Linked DNA regions of Mus musculus: regions 1 and 2 are each linked to region 3. The links are chromatin loops, found by intact Hi-C in ENCODE. Cell type or tissue: heart. All regions are shown on one strand. Links, peaks and the distances in the headings refer to the core of each region. The heading gives the core; the rest is flanking DNA.

The links. Peaks named below come from ENCODE experiments on the same cell type or tissue, not always from the same donor. Only the 100,000 strongest peaks of a DNase experiment are listed, where the experiment ranks them.
Region 1: it touches region 3 in a loop (2.7-fold over the local background); 7 of 42 quality-filtered maps call a loop at or near these places.
Region 2: a loop joins it to region 3, with 2.1 times the contacts of the local background. A loop is called at or near these places in 9 of 42 quality-filtered maps.

The regions. Positions count from the first base shown.
Region 1 is chr11:117,595,890-117,603,316 of GRCm38, reverse strand. It overlaps a transcript of Gm35170 not described here. Among named protein-coding and RNA genes, the nearest start is that of 2900041M22Rik, 12 kb to the left of the region's middle. In heart, for the core only: CTCF peaks have their summits at 3,440 and 4,084; DNase peaks (open chromatin) are centred at 1,959, 3,576, 4,066 and 4,496; H3K4me3 peaks cover 1,818 bases; H3K27ac peaks cover 795 bases; H3K27me3 peaks cover 3,175 bases.
Region 2 is chr11:117,478,407-117,485,833 of GRCm38, reverse strand. It overlaps Gm34418 (a long non-coding RNA gene), which reads left to right and starts at 2,782. Exons shown (of 2, transcript XR_389180.4): 1 at 2,782-3,355; 2 at 5,770-6,262. Gm11733 (predicted gene 11733) reads right to left here and starts at 1,466. Exons shown (of 3, transcript NR_130966.1): 1 at 1,318-1,466. In heart, for the core only: no CTCF peak of the experiment used is centred there; a DNase peak (open chromatin) is centred at 3,013; H3K4me3 peaks cover 1,174 bases; H3K27ac peaks cover 1,404 bases; H3K27me3 peaks cover 399 bases.
Region 3 is chr11:117,650,685-117,658,111 of GRCm38, reverse strand. It overlaps Tnrc6c (trinucleotide repeat containing 6C), which reads right to left and starts at 3,823. Exons shown (of 22, transcript NM_198022.2): 1 at 3,426-3,823. In heart, for the core only: CTCF peaks have their summits at 2,424 and 3,815; DNase peaks (open chromatin) are centred at 2,121, 2,571, 3,461 and 3,981; H3K4me3 peaks cover 2,820 bases; H3K27ac peaks cover 2,464 bases; H3K27me3 peaks cover 1,124 bases.

The sequences.
Region 1 (7,427 bases), core at 1,432-5,431, 54 kb after region 3:
TGAGTTGCCTGACATGGAAACTGGGACTTGAACTCTCAGCCTCTCAGCCACCTCTCCAGTCTCCCCTACTCCCTTGTTCTCTGTAGCTGTCTCAGAGGAGATTTGAAGCTGTTCTGAGTTCCATTCTGTGCCCTCAGCCCATGACGTGTCCTAGGACGGGCCATGGCTGTAAGTGCTGTGCCATCAAAGTCATACATATTATTCTCAACTCTCAAGCACAGCCCTTCTTTAGGATGCTCCCTCTCTGCCTGGTGGCATTGTCCTAAATATGCTGTGTCCTAGTTTGGGAACTGTGGGCTGAAGGAACTCAGTGGGGAGCAGCTCCCCAGGAGGCCACAGAGCCCCCCCATCTCTGTGGGGGGTCCTGTTAGAAGCTGAGCAGAGTCTTTATAGTGAAATTAGAACCCTTCGTGTTTCCAGTCAGTGGAGAGTTGGTTTGTGATCTGGAGTGTCGACTAATTATTTCTGAATCAAGGTCTTTGCTTCACCCTTTCCAGAGGGTTGTAGGTTTCTGGGGGGTAGATGGAGCCTGGGAGGTAGACAGCAAAGAACAGAAGGAGGGAAATAAGCTGGAGAGCTCAGGGAGGCGGTAGCCATGGGTGCTGTCCTGGGCTGGCCCATGCAGCCCTGCTGACCCACCTCCCACTCAGGCCTTAGCTGTGGCCACTTAGGGGAGTGTCTGGCCATGGGCAGGGCACCCCTCGGCACCTTAAGCCAGATGCCAGGAAAAAGTGGATCTCTCATCATTAAAATTCAGTGTCCAGAGAGTAGCAGCTTCTTGGAGCTGGCCTCACTGATCCTTTCAGCAGACCAGGATTCCAGCCATGGATGGCCCCATCTCCAGCTAGTCCATTCAGGTTGCCTCTGTGTGAATAACTTCTACTTTCACCAGGGTCAAACTTGACAGTTATCCAGAGGGAGTACCCTAAGAAAGACAAACCTGCTTCTGGACTGTAGAAACAAAGGACCCCAAAGAGTTGGCATTCCCTCGGGAATCTCAGGTGGGGGAGCGGGGCAGGAACAGAAGCCCTGGTGCCACCCAGAGGAGGGACTTGCTTCCCAGAAAGGGATTGCATACAATTCTGACACATTGTCAAGTCACTTTGCAGGACTTACTTGAGTGGAGATGGGTCAGTCCTGGACAGGGCCATGCCTCGACCAGGACTCCTTAGTGACTCTGCAGACCTCTTGCCCTACACTTAAGCCTTCGTTTCATGTCACACCTTGAAGGTGGATTTGGGGGAGGGTCACTAGAATTTTACCTCTTCCTTTTATATGATTCTATTTCTAAATTACATTTATTTCTTTACGGACAGGGAGAGTGGTATGTGTGGAGATCAGAGGATAGCTGGTAAGATTCGCTTCTGTCCTTTACTGTGTGGGTCCTGGGGATTCCACTCAGGTTGCCACGCTTGGTGGCTGGGGACTTTACCCACTGTCTCATCTCGCTGGGGTCATTTATCTGAAAGTGGCCACATGGCAAAAACACAAAATAAAACAAACCAACCAACCAATCTCCTTTCTGCTCTTCTCTAGTTTTTGTCTTTTGAATTGGCACTGTGGACAGGTAGCAAAGCCTCTACTATTGGGGTGTGAGCCCTAAAAACTCAACAGCTCTCCCCTTCCCTCAGGGCTTCACAGTGCCTCCTCCTGCCCACCTTGTGCTTTGTTGACCACCTGAATGGTTGGTTCCCTCTTCCATCAGATTCTCTGAGGGTCAGATATGCCCTTTTATCTCTCCTTTTACTCTTGTTGTGTTACCAAGTTGTGAGCTAGGCAACTTGGCAGTGTGACTGTGTGAAGGGGACCTTGAGGAGTGGCACCACCCCATCCCTTGCCTGCATTTTTGGCTCCAAAAGACCAGCCATCAGAGACCACAGCGGCAGCCACCACCCCAGGAAATGGTGACAGACTCACGGGTGTGTGCTGACATCTGTTGGCCTTTGTCCTGCTGGGGAGCCCCCTGAACTCCAGAGGCCAGGGCTCTGTCATTGTGATGGATAGAGGGGGGAGGGGTTGGTTACAGCCGCCCCTCCAGCTTGTTTTCAACTTTCTCCCCTCTGGGACCTGAGAGTCCGACAAAGGCCCATCAGGAGGGCGTAGGGGGTCTTAGAGGATGGAGGGGGTGAAGATCTCTAGCTTGTTCTCTCTCCCTTCCTTTCCTCTCCTTCCTCCCTTTCTCCCCCTTCCCCCCTTTGAGTAGCACCCTGGAGCCCTTTAAAGGTGAAGTGTGCTTATGTGGCCTCTACAGGAGGTTGCCAGGGTTGACAGCTAGAACAAGAGTGATTAATGGCTGCTGTCCTGCTGGTACCCAAGGAGAGTCTTCGCTAGCCTCTCAGAAGCCCTGGTCAGCTGTGCCTCTCAACAGGCTTTGAGCCAGGATGAGGGTGAAGTCCATAGGGAGGCCCAGGACGTTTCTGCCTTGGTCAGGATGCTCTCCACATTGTTGGGTGAGGGTAGCAGGTGGAAGGACTAATGGTCTGGCAGCCTTGGGGCTGGAGTGAGCTGGAGTTGGTGAGACTCTGAAACACGGTACTTTTGCATCCTGTAGTGTCACAGAATCGTCACGTGTCTTAGCATGCTTAACCTTTCCCCGTGCAAGATGTGCCACTGAGGTTTGGGGATATCCAGTAAGATCCCGTAATACCTTGATCTTAGCCCACGGTGGTGGTGGTGGTAGGGTCCTAGTTGTGAAGACCGGGGCTCACAAAGACTCCCTAGGAGGTTACCGAGACCATTCTGGTCTGTTTCCATATTGAGGTCTCCTGATCTGGGACACCCGGACTCATCCTGAGGGATGAAACTGTAACCCTGTTAAGATGCCCAGCCAAAGCTTGGCACACTGATGGAGGCTGAGGTCACCTAGCCCTAGCGGAGAAGACACTGAGCTGGTCCACATAGGGCGCTGACTCCAAGTCCTGCATCTGTGGTGGCCACAGGTGTCCCCTTAACAATGCTTCTAAAAGGACTCGCTGCCTTGTTTCTTTCTAGGAACTCTAGGGGCTTCATTAATAGCTGGAGTCTAGAGGTCTCTGTCATCAGGACTTGGGTCCAGGCCGCTTTCCTTTCTTCTGATGGTTTGTTTGCCGCCGCGGGGCCTCATTCCCCAGGGGCCGGAGCTGTGAGCCTTGTTTTGGACCTTCCTAATCCAGAGAAAATGCAAGCCGAATTCTCCACAGAAAGATATCCTGACTCTGCACTGTCAAGCATTAATAACTTAGCTATTTTTGGATTCACAATAAGGATCGATACCCCCGGGGCCATTAAAATGCCACCGTAAGTGTTTACATCATTTCCTTGGCTGAGCAGAGCTTTGGAAAAGGGATAAAAGGAAACTAGAAAACAGACAGACTTCTGAAGACCATGGAGTTAGCCGGTGGCTTCCTTCTCTCCCCGTGAGCAAAATTGGGGTCAAGTGACACTTCCTGAACGTGGAGGAGGGGAGTGTGTCCCCCTCTCTGGTCATCATCGGAAGCCCTTTCTCCTGTGACACTCAGAGCGGCTCTAAGCTAGACAGACACTTTTGCTCACGGGGTACTTACACGTCGGAATTAAATCCCTGTAGGGGAGTGGGAGGGATGGAGTGAAGGAGGCCAACAGGGGTGGAGTGGGGGAAGAGAATCATGGGGCGGGGAAGGGGTGGGGGGAGGCAGAACCTTCTGGCTCTGCCGCTAACCACACACACCCAGACGCTGGTGTACACCCTCAAGGAGCCCAAAGGGATAGCAATATATCTGCCATCTATTCTGTATCCTGAACGCTTTTGAAATGCCAAGCTGGCTTCCCTCTGCTTGTCCCCACCCCTGAGCAAACCTCAGAGGAGCTGTGCTCATAAGGCAAATCTTTAGCTTCCCTCCCTCTTCAAGGTAGGTCCCCCTGCCTTGCTGCTCAGGGGTCCCTCTGCTCCCTTTTATTAGAGAGACGTGGTTCAGGGTCACCTTGTGCTTGCAGCTCAGAGGTGGTTGGGTAGAGCACACTTTGAATGCTTTACGCGTCGTTCCACCCTGAGACGGGCATTTTCCTTTCAGTTTCTCTTCCGTAGGTCGTGACAGATTCTTATCTTATTTCCAATCCTGCCTCCCACCCTCATCCCTCCTGGTGGAGAAATTCACATTTTTGCCAGATGGCTTGGCAGTCTCCTATCCCCAAATCCAGGTACAAAGTTCTCCTGTCCACGCAGGCTGGGGCAGCTCTGTGACCTGCAAGCGCCTAGAGCCCAGTCCCCACAGACCTGTGCCCATGAGTAAAGAGCTGACCAGCCAGATACTCGCCATGCAAACATAAGAACCTGGGTTCAGATGCTGAGGTCCGAAGCTCTGACCAGCTCGAGATCTGGAGATCTGAGTTCCTTCCTGCCCAGGGCTGGCTGAAGAATCCTGACTTGTTTCTGTTCCAGCAATCCCCGAAGCGAGAGCTTCCATGTGCCCATACACCCTCCCAACCCCCTTCTCTAGTGAGGCTCTGGGGCCGTTCGGGAACAGCAAAGGCATTCTAAATCTTCCGGAGCTGGGTTGCAAGTCTTAGCATATCAGTTCATTGCAGGAGGTAGCCATTGTGGCAACAACATTATGCCGCCTGTCGGGGTCATGTGACCAGCATACCTATAGGTCTCTGTTTCTGTGTCACACAGAATCCCTAAGTGTTGTGATGAATAGATTTTTTTGTCTTCCTTCCTGCAGCCCTACCTGAGTTGGGGGTGATAGGTCTGGATAAAGGGTCAGAGACGGCATCCCTCACAACCTCCTCTCAGAAAGCTAAATCAGAAGTCATAGCCCGCCAAAACGTGGTGTCAGGCCCACACACCTCAGGGGCTTATTTCACCTCTATATAACAGCAGGGGTTGACAGCCCCATCCGCATTCCAGTGAAGTGACCTTGGGGGGTGAAATGACTTCCAGAGGTCACCTCCCGCAGGAAAGAGGAGGTAAGCAGTGCTAGGCTTCTCTGGGTGTGGAGCTATGAGCTTTCCCTCATTTGTCAAGGTTCTCTGTGGCTTTACCTCCACTGTGCCCAGCAGCAGGAGGGCATGGATCTGATTGCTGGCTGGTCTCCATGGCAACAGCTGATGAGCCAGCCAGCATCGGATGATGGCAGAGCCTCCAGCCTCCAGATGCCTCGGAGTAAAAGCAGGGTCTGTAGGGGAAAAGAGTACAAGGTGTGTGTGTGTGGGGGGAGTTGGGGGTGAGAGGTGTGGATGTGGGAAGGCCCCCTCCTCCGCAGCCTTCATCTTAGTCCATCCCTAGTCCTGCTGTGGAGTTTTGTTCTTTGCTGGAAAGGTTTGTTCTTTTCTCATGTATTTCCTGGATATATATCCTGGGTTGGACACAGGGCATAAAAGGATCTTGCCCTCAAGGGAATACAGTCTAGGGAAGGAAGCTAGCGGATTGCCAGGTCGTCCAGTCTGCCAAGAATGAAGAGTGAAATGGTAAATATCGGGGCCCTGTGTAAGTCACAAGAGAGGTGCCTCCTTCTGAATTCCAGGCTTGGGGGAAGATAGAATATGTCTCTGGGGGTGTTCCTAAAGGATGAACAATCCATCAGAGAAGAGTGGGATCGAAGGATCCAGGTTCTCCAGGTGGGGAGAAGGACAGGGATGGAAAGGAGAGAGCGGGTTTATTTGTTGGGAGTCTGCAGTGTCAGGAGATTTTCACAGAGATGGGCAGGGGAGTGAGGGTTGGCTTGTCTTGGATCCGGAGTAGAAAGAAGGGGGAAAGCTGCCCCAGGCTAGGCCTGGGCAATAGGACAAATGTGATTGTCACGTGACACTAAATTGAGCATCCTCACCTCCAACATTACAGATAAGGAAGTTGAGATCCAGGTAGCTGCCCTGGACAGAGCAGGGAGTGGGACTCCAGGCTTGACCTAGGCGGATAGCCCCTCCTGCTGAGATTCCTCCTCCTCCCAACCTTGCACCTAAACTTAGTAGAGTGTGTGGATCTGCCAGGATTGGCTAGCTAGCTGCCTGTCTCAGGGACTCTCCTGTGGAAGGGCTCTTGACCCCCAAGGATGGTGATGCACAGTGGGCTCCTGGGGGCTGTGTGTGGATCCCACAGAGTCCCTGTGAAGAGCAGACCGCACTGGTTGCTGGGTGACTAACTGCTTGTGGGGGTGGGGCTTCTGCCCTTCTCTCTTCTCCCTCTCTCCTCTGGTTTGCCACACATGTACATTTGCACACATGAGCATACATCTGTGCATACACTTGAATATCTCCGTTTGCACACTTACACCTCACCCCAGTACCTTTGCACACCACACACCCTGTGCACCTACCTGCGCGTGCACACTCACACATCTCAAGCACACCTCGTAAGTGTGCACCCACAAACACCTGTGTAGTGGGACGTGCACACAGTGGCTTGTGCCCTCCCGTCACTCTTCTCTCTTCTGTTCCTCCAACATCCCCTTTCTTTATTGGAAGACTCCCAGCCTGTGTCCTGCTGTTTGTCTCCCCAGTGCTGGACTGCTTCACATCTTTCCTGGAGCTGGTTGCAACTAAAGGGTGAGGCTGAGAGGAGACCATGTTAAGGGCTCTGTGGACAGGATCTAAGAGGCTACCCTGGGGCAGCCTGTACCTCCCAGGCTGACCTGGCACCCAGTCTCCTGGGCCTCAACCTCTCTCCTTTTGGCGCTGTCCTCTGGGTCTTTAAGCGAGCAAATACTCCCAAAGGTGGATCCTGACAGCTTCCAGGACTTCCGCACGGCCCGGGCAAGTCACAAGATATAAATGGCCTCCAGGAGTTGAGTAGTATGGGGTGGCCCAACCAAGCGTCAGCCCAGGGCCTCTCTGTGGCTTTTGCTTTTTGCTTGGCTCTGCCTCTGTCTCAGGCAGGAGGCCAGGCCTCAAGAGTCAGAGGTTCCTGTCTGAGCGACGAGGTACCTATCCTGCATCACCATACCCTGCCAGCTGGGGCAGGAGCTGCCATGCCCGACATAGCAGGGCCTAGCTGCAAGATAATGCCAAGCTTGGAACACAGACTTTCCTGGCCACCTACTGTGTACTGGGCACTGTTTCAAGTGTGTTCTGGGTGGTGACTAGGGCAGAGATTCAGAGGGAGTGTCATATTTTGCCCATTGCACAGTCCACGTGACATAGCTAGCACAGCGAACACATTTAATTTGACTTGAACCCTGGGCAGTCTGGCTCCGTGCTCTCACCACTGAGCCACCCAGTTTTGCCCTGAGCCTTGCTGAGGCTTGCTGGGCTCATTCTCTGTTCCCAGGCAGTCAGGCACAAGCACCCCATTCATTCCAGCCACAGTCTGGCCCAGCTCCTTTGCTTCCAGGACGGGTAGCCAGGGACATCTCACCTCTATGAGAGGTCTCCTCCAGCCATCTCCCCAGACCCCACCAGGATCTGACTTTTCTCTGTGGGTATGGAGAGGTGCCAGAAGGGTCAGTCTGGGGTGAAGGAGGGAGATGTTTGGAATG
Region 2 (7,427 bases), core at 1,432-5,431, 170 kb after region 3:
GAATAAAATATTCTAGAGAACTTTCAGGGGGCTCTGTGATGTCAAGTAACAGATTCGACCTCCACCTCCAGTCCTACAGCTTTCTCTGGGTCCTGGATGGACTTGAAGTCCCCACCCCCTAGTCTTGTGTCTCTGCTTTCAAGGACAGCCTTATCCCAGAGCTGCCTGTAGCCTGCCACTGGCCTCTCTATTAGCACAGGCCCTGCCCCACCACTCAGTAGTAGTTTCTGAGAATGTTGATATTCCACGATAGGAACCGGGGCAACCACCAGATACAAGTCTTGATATCCCATTGAGGGGTTGTCATGATCATTTTACCAAGAGTGGATTAAGGCTGAGAGAAAAAGATTAGGCTCCAGGTCCTGCAGATGACCACTGCTGGAGCCAGACACATCAGTGTCAAATTCGCTAGACTCAAGCCCTACACAGACTCTCCCTATCAAGTGAAGGACCCATGGGGGTAGGGTAAGGGGTGCTGAGAAAGCCCCACCTTGAGTCTACGTAGAACTAGACAGCAGACATATCCCCCTCAGGTCTACGTAGACCCAGACAGTAGACATACATTTCTGCTGTAATAGATTTCCTAAGGGGGATGTACAGACTCCTGAAATGGACACTCGGGTCTTCTCTCGGGTGTCTGAGCTGTCACCTGCCTGTGCTGCTTCCAGGCTGGGAAACTATGATAATTGCTTTTGATTGCCAGCTTGACACGATCTATGATGCTTGGGAAGGGTGTCTCAGTGAGGGATGGTCTAGATCAGATGGGCCTGTGATTGTCTCTGGGAGACTGTCTTAATTGGTGTGGGAGGACACAGCCCACTGTGGATGACCCCATTCCCTAGGCAGTGGGTCCTTGACTGTGTAAGAGCAGAGAGGAGTCTAAGCATAATCAATCGCGCATTTGTTTTCCTCTGCTCTTGCCTGTGGATGCAACCGGAGACCATCTGTCTTAAAGTGCCTCTACTGTGACTTCCCCAGAGTGGTGCATCGAAACCTGGAATTAAGTGCTAAAATAAGCACTTCCTCCCCCCCCCCCACCCTCCCCTACCACCAAGAAGCTTTTATTTAGGGTATTTTATCACAGCAACACAAAAGAAACAAGGATATCCATGCTGGTGCTAGCTCCAGAGCAACCATCACTAGGATGGGGGCTCGCTGGGTCAGCAGCCACCCTGGTCCCAGTGGGCATTCAGGGACAGAATCCATGACAACTGAGCTACACAGGGCCACCCACAAGGTGGTGTGACCTCGTGAAAAAAAAATCAATAGGCCTCTTGTTTTTGTATCCAGAAATATTTTGTCAGAGATGATACTTGCCGGGGTGACAAGATATTTTATGACAGAGTGTGCGGCAAGCTCTGGGGTCCCAGGTGGCTTCCAGCATGGGCAGACATCCTTTCCTGTCATTACGGATGAGTCTTGCCTGCACGAGGCAGTGCTGGATGCTCAGCCAGCCAGCTCCTCTTCTGTGGGAAGCCGGGAAGGAGGCTGAGCTGCAGTGCACGGGATGACGCTGGCGTCTGGGAGGCAGATCCCAGCATGGCAGAGCTTGGAGCTCATGTACCTGCGCCAGGGCCTGCCCTCACTGTACTGGAGCGAGAAGCCTGGAGGGAGGTTGACAGGAGCTACCGGAGAGATGGGACAAGCTTTCAGCTCAGGGTTTTTACTGTTCCTTCTGAGTGTCTAAAAAAATAAAATAAAATAAAATAAAATAAAATAAAATAAAATAAAATAAAATAAAATGATTCCTTCCAGCTTCCCTCCCTCCCTCTAATCTTTCTTCTTTCTCTTCTCTTTTGCCTCTTTCTTCCCTTCCTAATTCCTCTATTCCTGCTTCTCTTTCTCCTCCTTCACCCTTTCTGTCTTATTCTCCTCCCACCCCCTCCCCTTCTCCTTCCTTCTCATCTCTTTCCCTCTTCCCTCCCCGTTCCAGTCCTCTGTCCGTCTGTCAGTCTCCCTTCCGTCCTCCCATCCCTCCCTCCTTTTTTTAAAAACAAACATCAGAAGGCCTTCTTTGCGCTAAGTTCCCCTATGGATATGCTGACTGACAGGAGAGGAGAGGGGTGGGGTGACCAGGTGCGACTAGAGCCCCCCCCCCTCTTCTCTCCGGGCTGGGGAATAAAGAAGAGGGGCTCCAGGAGTCTTCCTCTGCCTCACAGCTCCTTTGCCTGACTGAGAGATGCATGGTGACTTGGGACACCCTGTTAATTTTCTTTTATATTCTAAATGGCTGTCTACATCTGTCCCTCTCTTGTCTCTGGGCCTTTTGACCTATGTATACCCCGAGGTGGAAGTGGAAAGGGACTCCGTCTGGTGACCTGACCACTGGCTGGCTGAGAGGTTCCAGGCGGTGGGAGCCATGCAGATTCCCAGGCTGCTATCCAGATCTCAGGGTTACAATGTCAGCTTGGGCGTCCAGGGAAGAGCTGCCTGCCTTTCTTCAGTGCATAGAGAGGCAACCCGAGGCTGAGCAGGTGGGAGGACTGGAGAGGACTGGGGACGATCATCGGGTGCTCTCCCCGCTCCTAGCTCCTAGCTTTAGTCTCTGTGGGTGCCTATCACAGTTCGTACAAGGCCTAAGAGAATCCGAATCCTTCTTCCCCTTCTCCTCAGCTCTTCCACCTCGCCAGCTCCTCCTCCTCCGCAGCTCCTCCCCCTCAGCTACTCCTCCCCCTCAGCTACTCCTCCCCCTCAGCACCTCCCCCCGCCCCCCCCCCCAGCACTTCCTCTTGGGCTCACTGCCAGATCTGCCCATGATCGAAGAATCCCCAGCACCTTCCTCGCAGGAGGAGGAGCCAGAACCCAAACAGCAATTTCTCAGTGCTTCCTAACTAACACACAAAATCTAGTGCCTCGGGCCTGTCTTGTCACCCAGCCAGCCAGGGGCACCCCTGCCACCCAGACCTGAGGTTGGAGAGGGTCCTTGCTGCTGAAGTTTGGGGGTGGCTCCAGGCTGTGTGTGGGGCGCTCATCTCCAGCCCGCAGGCAGGCGCATGCCAGGATGCTGGCTCGTTGCCCGGGCAGAGGAACACAGACTTGCTGCCGTGGAGTTAATTAGGAAGAAGGGAGGTGGTGGAGGGAACTGGCAAACAAGAGAGGTGGGCCGTGCCAAGCGACTGATGCCACGTGCCGCGCCCCGGGTTTTGGGTGGGAGATGGGCAAAGCTGGCTGTTGGGAGGTCGCCTCACCCCGGGCGATTCTGCACCTGCCAGATCGGCAAACGGGACAACGGGACAATGAGGCCCCACTGCTGGATTTTATCAGGTGCCTCCTGCAACAAGAGACCAGGCCCACCTCTCTCGGGGATTCTGGGGAAAGCCCAGCTCCTCTGCAGAAGTCAGAAGCCACACCGGAGGTAATTAACGCAGAGAAACTGGGAGGAAGAAGAAATTACAGCTGGAACTCCTCCTTTGCACTGGGCCGGCCTCCCTGACTGCTCAGTAGACCCAGTGGCCAGGGCGCCTGCTCCTACTTGTGCAGGTGGAAGGGGTATCACTGATATTTTTTTAAGATTAATTAATTTTAAAAGGATTTATATATTTTATGTGTATGAGTACTTTGCCTGAATGTATGTCTGTGTACCAGGTGTGAACCTATTTCTTGTGGAAACCAGATAAGGACATCAGATCCCATAGAACTGGCTGTAAGCTACCTTTTGGGTGCTAGGAACCAAATTCGGGTCCTCTGTAAGAGCAGCAAGTGTTCTTAATCCCTAAACTGTCCACCTCCCCAGCATCTAAATTTCAAACGCTATTTTTATGTTTACTTATTTGTATGTTGGGGGGGGGCACAAGTGTGCCATAGCACATGTGTGGACATCCGAGAACAACTACGGGAGTCAATTCTCTAGGGGGTCAAAGCCAGGTCATTAGGCTTGGTGGCAAGTACCTTCAGCTACTCCCTGCCCTCTGGTGTCACCATTGTTAAAGCACGTTGCTGGCCAGAGCTTTAACTCAGCAGGCTCTGTGTGCACACATGTGTTTATGTATGCATATGTGTGCACACATGTATGTTTCCATGTGTGTTCGTGTGTGTGTGTGGCTCAGAAGCTCCACAGCTCAGCAGCTTAGCTGCTTCTACACTTCAGGAAAACTTCTTGGCCTTGTGGAGATGGCAAAACAGTTGCCCGACAAGCATGGGACCTGAGTTCAATCTGAAGAATACACATACAAGCCAGATATGGTGGCCCCTGCTTGTACTCCCAGGGCTGGGGAGATGGGGACAGGGAGGCTCCTGGGGACAGGCCAGCCAGCTAGCCTGCTCATTGGGTTTCAGGGCAACAAACAAGGTGACAGCACCCAAGGAATGACAGCCAAGGTTGTCTTCTGAGTGCCATACACATTCACATACACACCCATGAACACACATGGGAACATACAGGTGTGCACTCATGTGCATACATAAACACACGTGTACACACATTCACACACACATACATGAGCATACACCTGTGAACACACATACGAACATACATGTGTGCACACATTCACACACACACATGAACATACACCTGTGAACACACATGTGAACATATGTGTGTGCACGCATGTGCATACATAAACACACACGTGTGCATGCACACAGACCTCACTGCTTTGGTATCACAACCATTTTCTTCAGTTGTTCCAACTGCCACCTAAATCCCCATATATCATTCGTATTGAGCCCTGGGCAATGAAACACGTGCACATATGCACACTTACATAGGGATGTCAATCCAGGGACATTACAGAGCCTCTCTAGGAGCATGGTAGCAGCTGTCCAATGCCCTGGGGTTGCTCAGCCGAGCAAAGCTTCCATTTTCAGGGAGCTTGGAGCACAGCTGTGCATAGGGTCAATGCCACATTCTCTCCTAGCGGTTTGCTCCAGGATCTCTGGGCAGGCCATCATGCCCTACCTGGGATCTGAACCCTGGTCCTCGAGCTTGAAGAGCCACTTCCCCAGCTCCTGATCTCTGGTTTTCAGCTGGAGGGTTTTGACTGTTCCTGTTTAATGGGCTGTCTCTGGGGTGGGGCTCATGTCCGACATCTTGCCTTGTCCTTGCTGTTTATCCCACCTGCTCTGTCCCTCCCTCCTCTCTGCCTTGTGTATTTCTTAGGATTCCATTTGTTGCTGTGTCAAGGATTAATCATGTATCCCAGGCTGGCCTTGAACTTGATTGTAGCCGAGGATAGCAGCCTATAACTTCTGCTCCTCCTGCCTCTATTTTCCAGTGCTGGGAATATAGACCTGTGCTGCCATAATTACTTTATGCCCAGTTCATGTGGTGCTGGGGGTTGAGCCCGCTTAGACTCTCTTGGACCCCAGTTTATCCTCTCATGAAGGAATAGCAGTGTGTGCTCGCCCAGCTCCGCAAGCCATGTGTTGTGGTTCCCTCTGTCTTATGTTAGGCAGTGTGCTGCATTTGCACTGTGCGGTTGGTTGTTACCAGTTCATTGTTAGTCTCTGCTCCCCAAAGTCCAAACAAGTGAGGCTCAGCCACCTGCCCCAATACATCCAACCCAGAGCCAAGCAGCGCCACCCTGGGGAAGCAGGTAAAAAACTTTCCATGACTCCAGATCCATCCAAGAGATGACTGCTTCTATGCTGGGGGTGGGGGGTGGGGGGTGGGGGGGTGGGGGGGTGGGGGGGTGGGGAAGGGGGTAGCCTCAGCTCCCACGGTTCTTAGTGACTATCATGGGTCAGCTGTCCTGTGGGGCTTCCTGTTGTCTGGGGCAGGTGTGGTCTCTTGTTGTAAAGATGTTTATTGGATGATCCGGATGTTTCAAGGAACCGCTGCACCTTGGAAGGAGAGAAGAGCCATGAAAGAGCAGAGCGACTCAGAGAGCAAGGAGATGGCGTCAGGCCAGCCACTGGCCTCAGGCAGCAACAGGGCCAAGCTCTACGGGGCTATGGGTCGGAGGGAGGCAGGAGCTCACCTCCAGCACCCACAGAGCCTTGGCAGCAGGAGAGAAGTTAGCTTGAGAAACGCACGGAATGGATGAAGAGAAGAAAGCTCGGTCCACTTAAGTGCATCGAACATAAATCGGAGGCTGGTTTCCAGCCCTCCATAGAGCTGGCCTGGGTCCCCCTCTTTGTGCCGCACTCACAGCCCTGAGCTGTAGTCTGCTCATCTTTAAGCCCAACAATCCCCGTGCTATCTCCCCAGCTTTTCAACCGCTGCAGCTCACGGCCCTGAACACATTTTGTGAAGGGCTAGAGCTGGACATATGCGAACAATTAAACTCCTCTAGATCCTCCACCCAGGAGCCAGGCCCTGAGACATGAAGTCATGCTTCTATTTTTCTCTCTTTCCTTGTGGAGAGGAGATTTGGGAAGGGTGGAGGGACCTGGCAAGAGGGAGAGCAAAGATGGCCGGAGCAGGAGAGCTGCCGGCTGGAGATTTGTTCTGGAAGCTGCAGATGGTTCCAGAAGGCGCTGGTTGCCCCCAAGGGTTCCCTCCTCTGGCCGCCACTGCTTTCCCTGATTCTTCCCATTGTTCTGAAGCCAGATGCAAGGACTCCTGTTCCAGGATACTGCCTCCCTCCCCCTCACAAGTTAGAAAGAAGCCTTGGGTGAGGGGCGCTGAGGGATTGCAGGCGGGGGAAGGGCTGCCCCTCTGCCAGGCACGCTGCGCTGCGGAATCACTGTTTTCTTTTCTTTCTTTTTTTTTTTTGAAGTCAAAACCACTCATGAGGCTTCCCCCTCCCCTACCCAGAGCCCCTCCATTATCCCTAGGCCATTTGGTGGTGGTTGCCATGGAGACCACAAGCAAAATGGCATGCAAATCAACACAGCAAGAACAACAGCAGAAGATGGGCCCAGGGAGTGAGGGCAGCTGGAAATGCCTCTACCCACAGCACCCCTAGAATAAAAGGCTCTGGATCCCTCAGGGTTTGAGGAGGTTCCCCATCAGCCATAGGACGGACGGAGGCTGAGTGGGTGTCCTGAGAGGATAACCAAGGAAAACTCAAAAAGCGATCTGCCTACTTCCTGGCCCAGTCTTTAGCATTAGCCATCAAATAGGGAGGGGCTCTAGGTCTGGCTTGGGGCCAGAAGGATGCTCAGGGCAGAGGCTTTCCTGGCCAGAAGATACCTGGCTCACAGCCATCCAGGGATGAACATGGCAGATCAGCCATCCCAAAGCCAGGTCCCTCGGGCTTGGCACAGGCGCTTTCTCTCCACCCATTTGGAAACCATCTCTGTTCAGACTCCTGGGGCCTCAAAGAGGCAAGGCAGCAGCTCAATTTTTTAAGAAGAAAAAAACCACAGCTCCCAAGAATCTAAATCTGTGAACTTGGGGCCTCTTGATTGAAATGAGAGTTGACTACGGAACTGGGGGTTTGGATGCCCTTTTCTGTATCCTAGAGGTTTCCCCACTGAGGTTGATCAAAGGCCCAGGAAATGGCCTGCGATAGGCTAGCGATCATGGTGCCGCCTCATGTTCC
Region 3 (7,427 bases), core at 2,090-6,089:
TAGCTGCTTTTCCAGAGGACCTGGGTTCAATTCCCAGCACCCACATGGCAGCTCACAGATATCTGTAAATCCAGTTCCAGGAAATTCAACACCCTAATACAGACAAGCATGCAGGCAAAACACCAAAGCACAGAAAATAAAAATAAAATTTAAAAACTCTAATCTAATATCACCCTTGCACAGTAAGTCTTGAGTAAGTCATAGTCCTCACACAATCTCACACACCAACACAGACACACACCTTCCCTTCACAGGTTTAATTCATACTGGAGAAGGAGGTAGTCTACAAAATAGCTCTTCATTTTAGGTTGTAATGGAGCTATTTATGATGCCAAAGACACTTAACACACTCAAACCAAACCACACAAGAAAGTAATGCTACTAATCATGTCGACCCCATCAACCCCTCCACCCCCCCACCCCACCCCCACATTGACCCGTCAATGTCAACTTGGGTCCAGCAAGAGTAACAGGCAGGACCTCCTTTTCCCTAGCTGGTGGCTATGAATATGTGGGAAGATACAGACACTCGATTCTTAGTCAGTATTGCAGAAATTTTATCTTCCCTATAAAGCTCCCTTCAATGAGGAAAAAGTTGCCTCTCACCCCAGTCCTGACTTCCTCCCTCCCAGGCTTAGTTCTGAGTGACAGTATTTGGAAGAACACACAATTACTTCAGTAAGGTCACTGCTTAACAAAAGGTGGCAGGAATGAGGAATTGTCCTTTAAAGTTTCAAATAATCTCCAAGTGCCTTGGCAACTTTTTAGCCAAGGATGTCAAATGAAACAATGAACCTTACTCCAGCACTCAACTCCTTATTCCAAAATGCCAAGTCAATTAAACATAAATATAAACCTATTAGAAAAGAACCCTTCTTATTAACCATATATCTGCTCCTTATGACAACACAAAACATAAAGAGGAAGACCAGCATTTACTAGAGTCCCTATAACCACCTAAACATTTAAACACCAGAATCAAAAGTGGAATTAAGATTAACCCTTTGCCAATCTTAGGGTCCAAACTGACAGCTTACTAGCACATGGGAGATCACTGTCAGATTGCTTTGGACAAGAAGCATGAGTTTAAATTCATAGTTTTAAAATCAGATCCATATAATTAAATCATATGTGTAGGATGCACAATTTAACTATTACTTTCTGAACTACTAATTTCTGATTACTCAAAATATAAAATAAAAATAGACTCTAAGAATCTTATGAAAACACAAGTACTAAGATAATTCGATAGGGAGAAAAAAAGTCTTTTCAGTATTGGTAAACGAAGTCCCAACTATTCAGACTCCCCCCATGAATAAAATCAATTTCGTCAATATAACAGAACCCTGTATTTTAGACACCTCATTTCCTCAATAAAAGCATCTTAACCACACTGAAATGTCCAAAGCAAGGCTCACCTCTTCTGTTCTGGGGGGGAAAAAAGGTGCCCTCTGCCAGCCAAGTTCAACTGGCTTGGGCTGTCTTATCTAACTCAGGATTTCATTTCCTAGGGAAAGAAGTCTGCAATCCAGGAATACAATTGTCAGCACCCCATATACAGTTCAAACTATCCTCTGAAGTCACTCAGGTCACATTTTTAGGGTCTGAACTAATTCACATAGTTATTCCAATCCAAAGACAGGAAATTGCATAAAATAACTGCATATACAGTCAGGTGCCATTCAGAGATGTGGTGATGAATAGACTATCTATACTGGCACAAGGCGGTTAACGTGCACACCAGACACCCAGAAAACAACCACTACCATCAGAACCTGGGCAGTACAATGGAGCAAAGGAGCCAGGAGACTCCGACGTGCAACTCCTTCAAGATGCCCAAGTTGGCCATCAATGGAGCACCATTTTGAGTTTTGAACCTATGTTTCACTCCCAGAAGCCAATGGGCAGACCACTCAAATGGAGGTTTCATCTGGCGAAGGCAAAGGTTGGAAAGAACTCAACTAATTACACACGGAAGCACCAGCACTGTCAGAAGTCTCAGAACGCCATAGGTGCAGCCGAGCCCCGCCGGCTCCTCCTCCTCCCCGGGCTCCCTCACAGCATCCCAGCACCATCCTTCATCAAGATTCCTCCAGCGACGCGCAGCGCGCGCGCCAACCGTCTCCTCGCCCGGCCAACGCACAGGGAGATGGGGGTGGGGGACAGCTTCAGGTCCACATCTGCAGGTTTTAACTGCTACGGAAGCATTCGCTACATCTCACCTACTTGGCGAAGCCGCGGACCAAGCTACCCTAAAAAAGCAGAGACGGCGTCGGGGCGCTCGGGTTTCCTTATCTGTTAACCCGGTCGAGGTAGCTGCATTGGCGGCGGTGGCGGTGCGTCTTCCTAGCACGCAAGCACTCCGCAATCCGTTTGCAACACCGTTACAAATAAATCCACCTCATTTCACAACTGTAGGGGGCCCTCGGGGTCGCCCATGGCTCACCAAACAACGCCACACTGCGGATCGGTGTATGCCACCCTTTGGGAACGCACGGTCTGCAGGGGACCATGCAAGGGGAGCGGGTATCATCCACCACTGCATTAGTTTTAAGAGAACGAGAGAGCGAGCGCGGGGGTTGGGGGGAACGGCTAAGTGTCCGACCCCTGGGTCCCCATCCCGATGTCGCACGCCCGGCCAGGAGCTCGCAGTCCGTGCCTCTCCTCCGCCCGTCAACCCCGGCCGGCGCCGCACGCGGGTAGCTCGGGGCCGCCGCGCTCCGGCTCGGCCGAACAAAGGGCCCGAAGACCTCCGGGCGCTGCGGCGGTGGCGCTCTCACCTGGGCTCCGTCCCCGGCGGCGGCTCCGCGGGGCTCCGGCGGCGCGGGCCTGGCGGTGGAGAGGTCGCTCTCGGCCGCCCGGGGCCCTCGGGGGCGCTCCGGCGGCGGGGGCCCGCTCAGTGCCGGCGCCGCAGGATCGAGTCCGGGCGCGGGCGGCGGGTGGGCGGCGGCACGTCCCGGCAGGTCCAGGTCCAGTGCCCGCGACGCCGCGACGCGCCCTGCTCCTAAGTCTCGGCGGGCCGCGGCTCGGACGCAGCCCGGGTCTGAGGCGGGGACGGCGATGGGCGGCTGGGCGCGGGGCCGCTCCGCTCCCTCCGCCTCAGGCTCCGGCTCGAGCGGGCCCGCGGCGGCGGCGGCGGGAGCGCGACGGCGCGAGGACCGCCTGTCACGGGGGCGGCCGGGGTGACCCGGCGGCTCTCAGGGCTGCACGGCGACGCGGACGGCGACGGCGGCTGCGGCTCCCGGGGCCGTCGCGCTGAGGTGCGGAGCTGCCACCGCGGCCATCTTGTTGCTCTAACTGACAAGAACCCCCCTCCCCCCGCTCCAGCCAGACGCGGCGCTCGCGCCCCCGGCCCCGCCCCGCGTGGGCCTCCAACAGGAAGTCGTACCGGCCCCCGGCACGTGACTCCCACCGCATCTGCATACCGGAGGGCGGAATGGCCAATCAGCGCCCTGATCCTGAGCTCCGCCTCCAGGCAGTGCTCCCGATCCCATTGGTTCGTCACGAAAAGACCACGCCTCCTCCTTCTCCCCTAATACCCGCCCGCGCTGTGGTCGTCCAGACCGCGCGTGGAGCGCGCGGGGGTGCGAGCTGCGCGTTCTTCACGCGCCTCGGACGCGCGCCTTTCCTCGGAGCTGACGCTCCTTCCCGGTCAATGCGGAGAGCCGTGCGGAATTCTCCCGTGGCCGCTTGCCTTCACGCTTTTGGGCACTGTGACTCCGCGTTAGCTTGCGCACCAAAGGGCCGCAGATTCAGTTCTGCGTAGCCGCCTCCGTTCTCCGGTTCTGCGCCCCGCCGTATCCCGGGTTTGCGCAGCGTTTTCGCCCGGCGGCGCTGGCCCTCTGCGCAGCGGCGCCCTGAACCTGGCGCACGCACTGGCGCGCCTCCGGCCCGTGCCGTGCACACGCCCTGTACCTCCCTACGGTGCACACTCGTACGTGCGCGGGACGCGGCCTAGAAGCTCGCTGCGCGCTCCTCGCGGCATCCTCTTGGCCCCCTCCTTCGCTCAGAGGCTCCCCGGGGATTGCTCTGACGCGAGCCAAACAATCCCGGCTGCAAAGCAGCCCCCTGGGGAGGCCTGCTTTCCCCGCAGCTACTCCACCCTACAGCGAACGCAACCTGCCCACCCCAAGCCCTGGGCTGAGACTACACACCCCGCATTTTCTTCCTGGCTCTGGGAAGCCCGCGGTGGTCCTCCATTCTTTGGCTCCTCCTTGGTATACATATACGTAATAATCTGGTGGGTAAGGTCCGAAGCACTGTGCGCTCCGTAGAGTCCCTTTCAAGTTTCTGTTCAAGCCACGGGAAGATTTTGAAAGCTCATATTTTTCTCCACAGAGGGTGATGGAAGGAGCCTAATTCCTCTCCACCACCACTCCCGACCCTGATGTTCTGGTAGATCCGCGATGCTTCTGAAAGTTGTCAGTGCTGTAAGAGGCCATTCCCTGTCTATGTGTTCCCGTCTGGAAGAAGAGACAACGCTCTAGTAGTACCTTCGAGATGCAGTTTTGCTGCCGCCAGTGTCATGTTTTGAAATGTTTGTGGAGAAAAGGGACACAACAGACTTGCTGCTCTCGTTTCCCTTCAGGGTCCCGTGAGCTCTGTACACTCCTTTCTTTCTATTATATTTTAAGCCTTCTGGTCGTCAGATTTACTTACTCTCCGAAGTCGGCTTCAAACGTCTGTTGTGTATTTTTCATCCTGCAAACCCATATCCCCTAGAAAGATCTGATGGCAGATGTGGCTCTCACAGAGACTTCTGCCTTTTCTATTCAGCATTTTATTGACTTCAGTTTAATTCTTGACTGCTGAGAACCTGTATCTTTTGTGTCTCAAAAGTCCAGATATTATCACATGATCCAGGAAGGAGCACAAATAGCATCCTGCAGTTACACAGCATGCACTAGGTAGATTGCTAAATCCATGAGGAGCCCAGAGTCTGGGTGCAAACAACACTGTAAAACTTCAGTTATTGGAATATTGAACCAAAATGACGTCATTTAGCATTTGTCCTTGCCATTCATTGACTTTGTGACCATGACCTCTCCTCTCTTCCAGCTTTCTTTGTGATCGTCCCCTCCCCTCGAGCTTACTTAGCCTGGCACAATAAGGATCTCTTCCTACCTTAGATATCCTAACACCACTAGAAAAGGTGGGCTATATCTTTTGGAATGAAAATTAGACTCATAGTTTGGAATATGGACTTGTGGTGGTAGAAAGAATATTTGAGGAAGAGGGGTGTACCTCAGAGGTAAAGTGTCAGCTGAGCATGTTCAAAGCACTGGGGTCATTCCCTGGTGCTGGTGTATCTGAGCACACGCGCACACACACACACACACACACACACACACACACACACAATTTAAAAGCCTGGCATAGTAGCACATACCAGTAATTTCAGTGCTGAGGGAGCAGAAACAGATTCCACAGGCTCCTTATCCAGTCTGCCTCATTTAATTGGCAAGTTCCAGGCCAGTGAGAGATCCTGACCCAAAAACAAGGTGACTGGTAGATGTGATGCACATCTTTAATCTCAGCACTCTGGACAACGAGGCATCTGAATTCAAGGTGAGCCTCGTTTTACATAGAGTTCCAGGCCAACCGGGGCTACAAGGTAAGACAAAAAAAAAAAAAAAAAAAAAAAAATCAAGGCAGAGGATGTCTGAGGTTTGTTCTCTGACCTATGCACACATGTATATGCACACACGATATATAAAAAAACCGGTATGATTACCTTCCATGAAAGTGTTCTGGAAGGTAGCCTGTCTCCTAGAGACCTTCCCAGAGGACCTATAGCCTAAGTCTTGAGGGAGGTCACAGAAGCAATAACAGAAGCTCATGGAAGGACACTGAAGAGAGAAGCAACAGCAAACAGCAGGGAGACAAGGGAACCTGGAGCACTGTGTTTATCAGGGTCTGCCACAGCTCAGGAATAGGTGACGGGCGGGCAGGGGCAATCGCAGGCAGCAGCTCACGCTGCTGAAGACAGCAGAGCTTTGGATTGCTGTGAACCTTCCTAGAAAACATATATGGCAGGTAACCTGGATAAAAAGGCCCACATAGGTGGGGATAGTGCTGAGGAGGAGCCCAGCAAAGTTATTCGGACAGGAACTGAGCAAATGCAGAATGGCGTTCCTTGGAAGTCAGACAGAGCAGGGCAGTGGTGGCACACGCCTTTAATCCCAGCACTTGGAGGCAGAGGCAGGTGGATTTCTGAGTTCAAGGCCAGCCTGGTCTCCCTGTCTCGAAAAACCAAAAAAAAAAAAAAAAAAAAAAAAAAAGGAAGTCAGACAGAGAGGACACACTTGAAGATGAGGCTTACTTAGACTCTGGTGTGCTTAAGGAGAGGACTTCTGATGGGTAACAGAGGTGAGGTTGTATATGGTCTAGTCTTAGTAGGTGGTGGGTAACAGCTGAGGAAGAGGCCATGGTAAAAACTGAAGCCTTAGGTATGTTCAGGTCTACGCTCAAAGACTCAGGGTGAGCCACAATGTAAAATGACTGGCAAGTCACAATGAGGAGGTCATCCACAGGGTCCCCAGCACTTTGCAAATCCCACTCATCTGAGCCCCGTGAGGACAGGCAAGTGGCTTAGGGGTGCTGCCATCTCTTTGATTCAGTTCCCCCAAATTGGTGATCTGGTGTACCCAGGAGAGAGATAAGGAGTTTCAGGTTTCAGGCTTTCTTTTAGAGGGAGGAGAGAGATTTGCTGGCAGGCTGGTAGGCTTCCGTGGGCTTCTTTGCAGCTTCCGTACTCAAGGTAAAGCCAACGGTAAGCCAGGAATGGGCCTTTATGTCACAGCTGGGAACTCCCCGTTTCGCTATCTGAACTCACTCCAGGCCGGCTTCTCTGATCTTAATACTCACACTGAGCCAATATTTGCAAGAACTCACACAGACCAAAACCAAATAGACACCTCAAGCTCAAGCTCGGCTGTCTGCTGGCCTGAGCTGTTGACAGTCTGCATCGACAGGGTGCAGTGAATATAAAAACAATGTTGCCTCTTTGTTCTCCATTTCTTCCTTGGCCCTTTTCCATTGCCCCCTCCCCCTTTCACTGTCTCAGTCTTAAACTGTAGCTCAGGCTGGGCCAGAGCTCGCTGCATAGCTCAAACCCATGGCAATCTTTTTGCCTCGCCCTTTTGAATGCTGAGGTTATGGGCAGGTGCTGCTTTGCCATGTGGGGTTTGTCATTGTTGCTTATTCGCTTCCTTTGCCCTCCTTTGTTTTGGCAGTGGGAAAAATAAAGCTTTGTTATGTAACTCAAGCTGGCTTTGAACCCTCCTGCCTCAGCCTCTGAGTGCTGGGATTACAGAAGAATGCTTCCCTGTCCACCCACACTGCCAGATTTGTAAATAAGGTCACCTTCTTCATGACTTTTCTGACCCGGTGTCACAACTTCTCGCTTCAGTGGGTGGCTCTTGTCA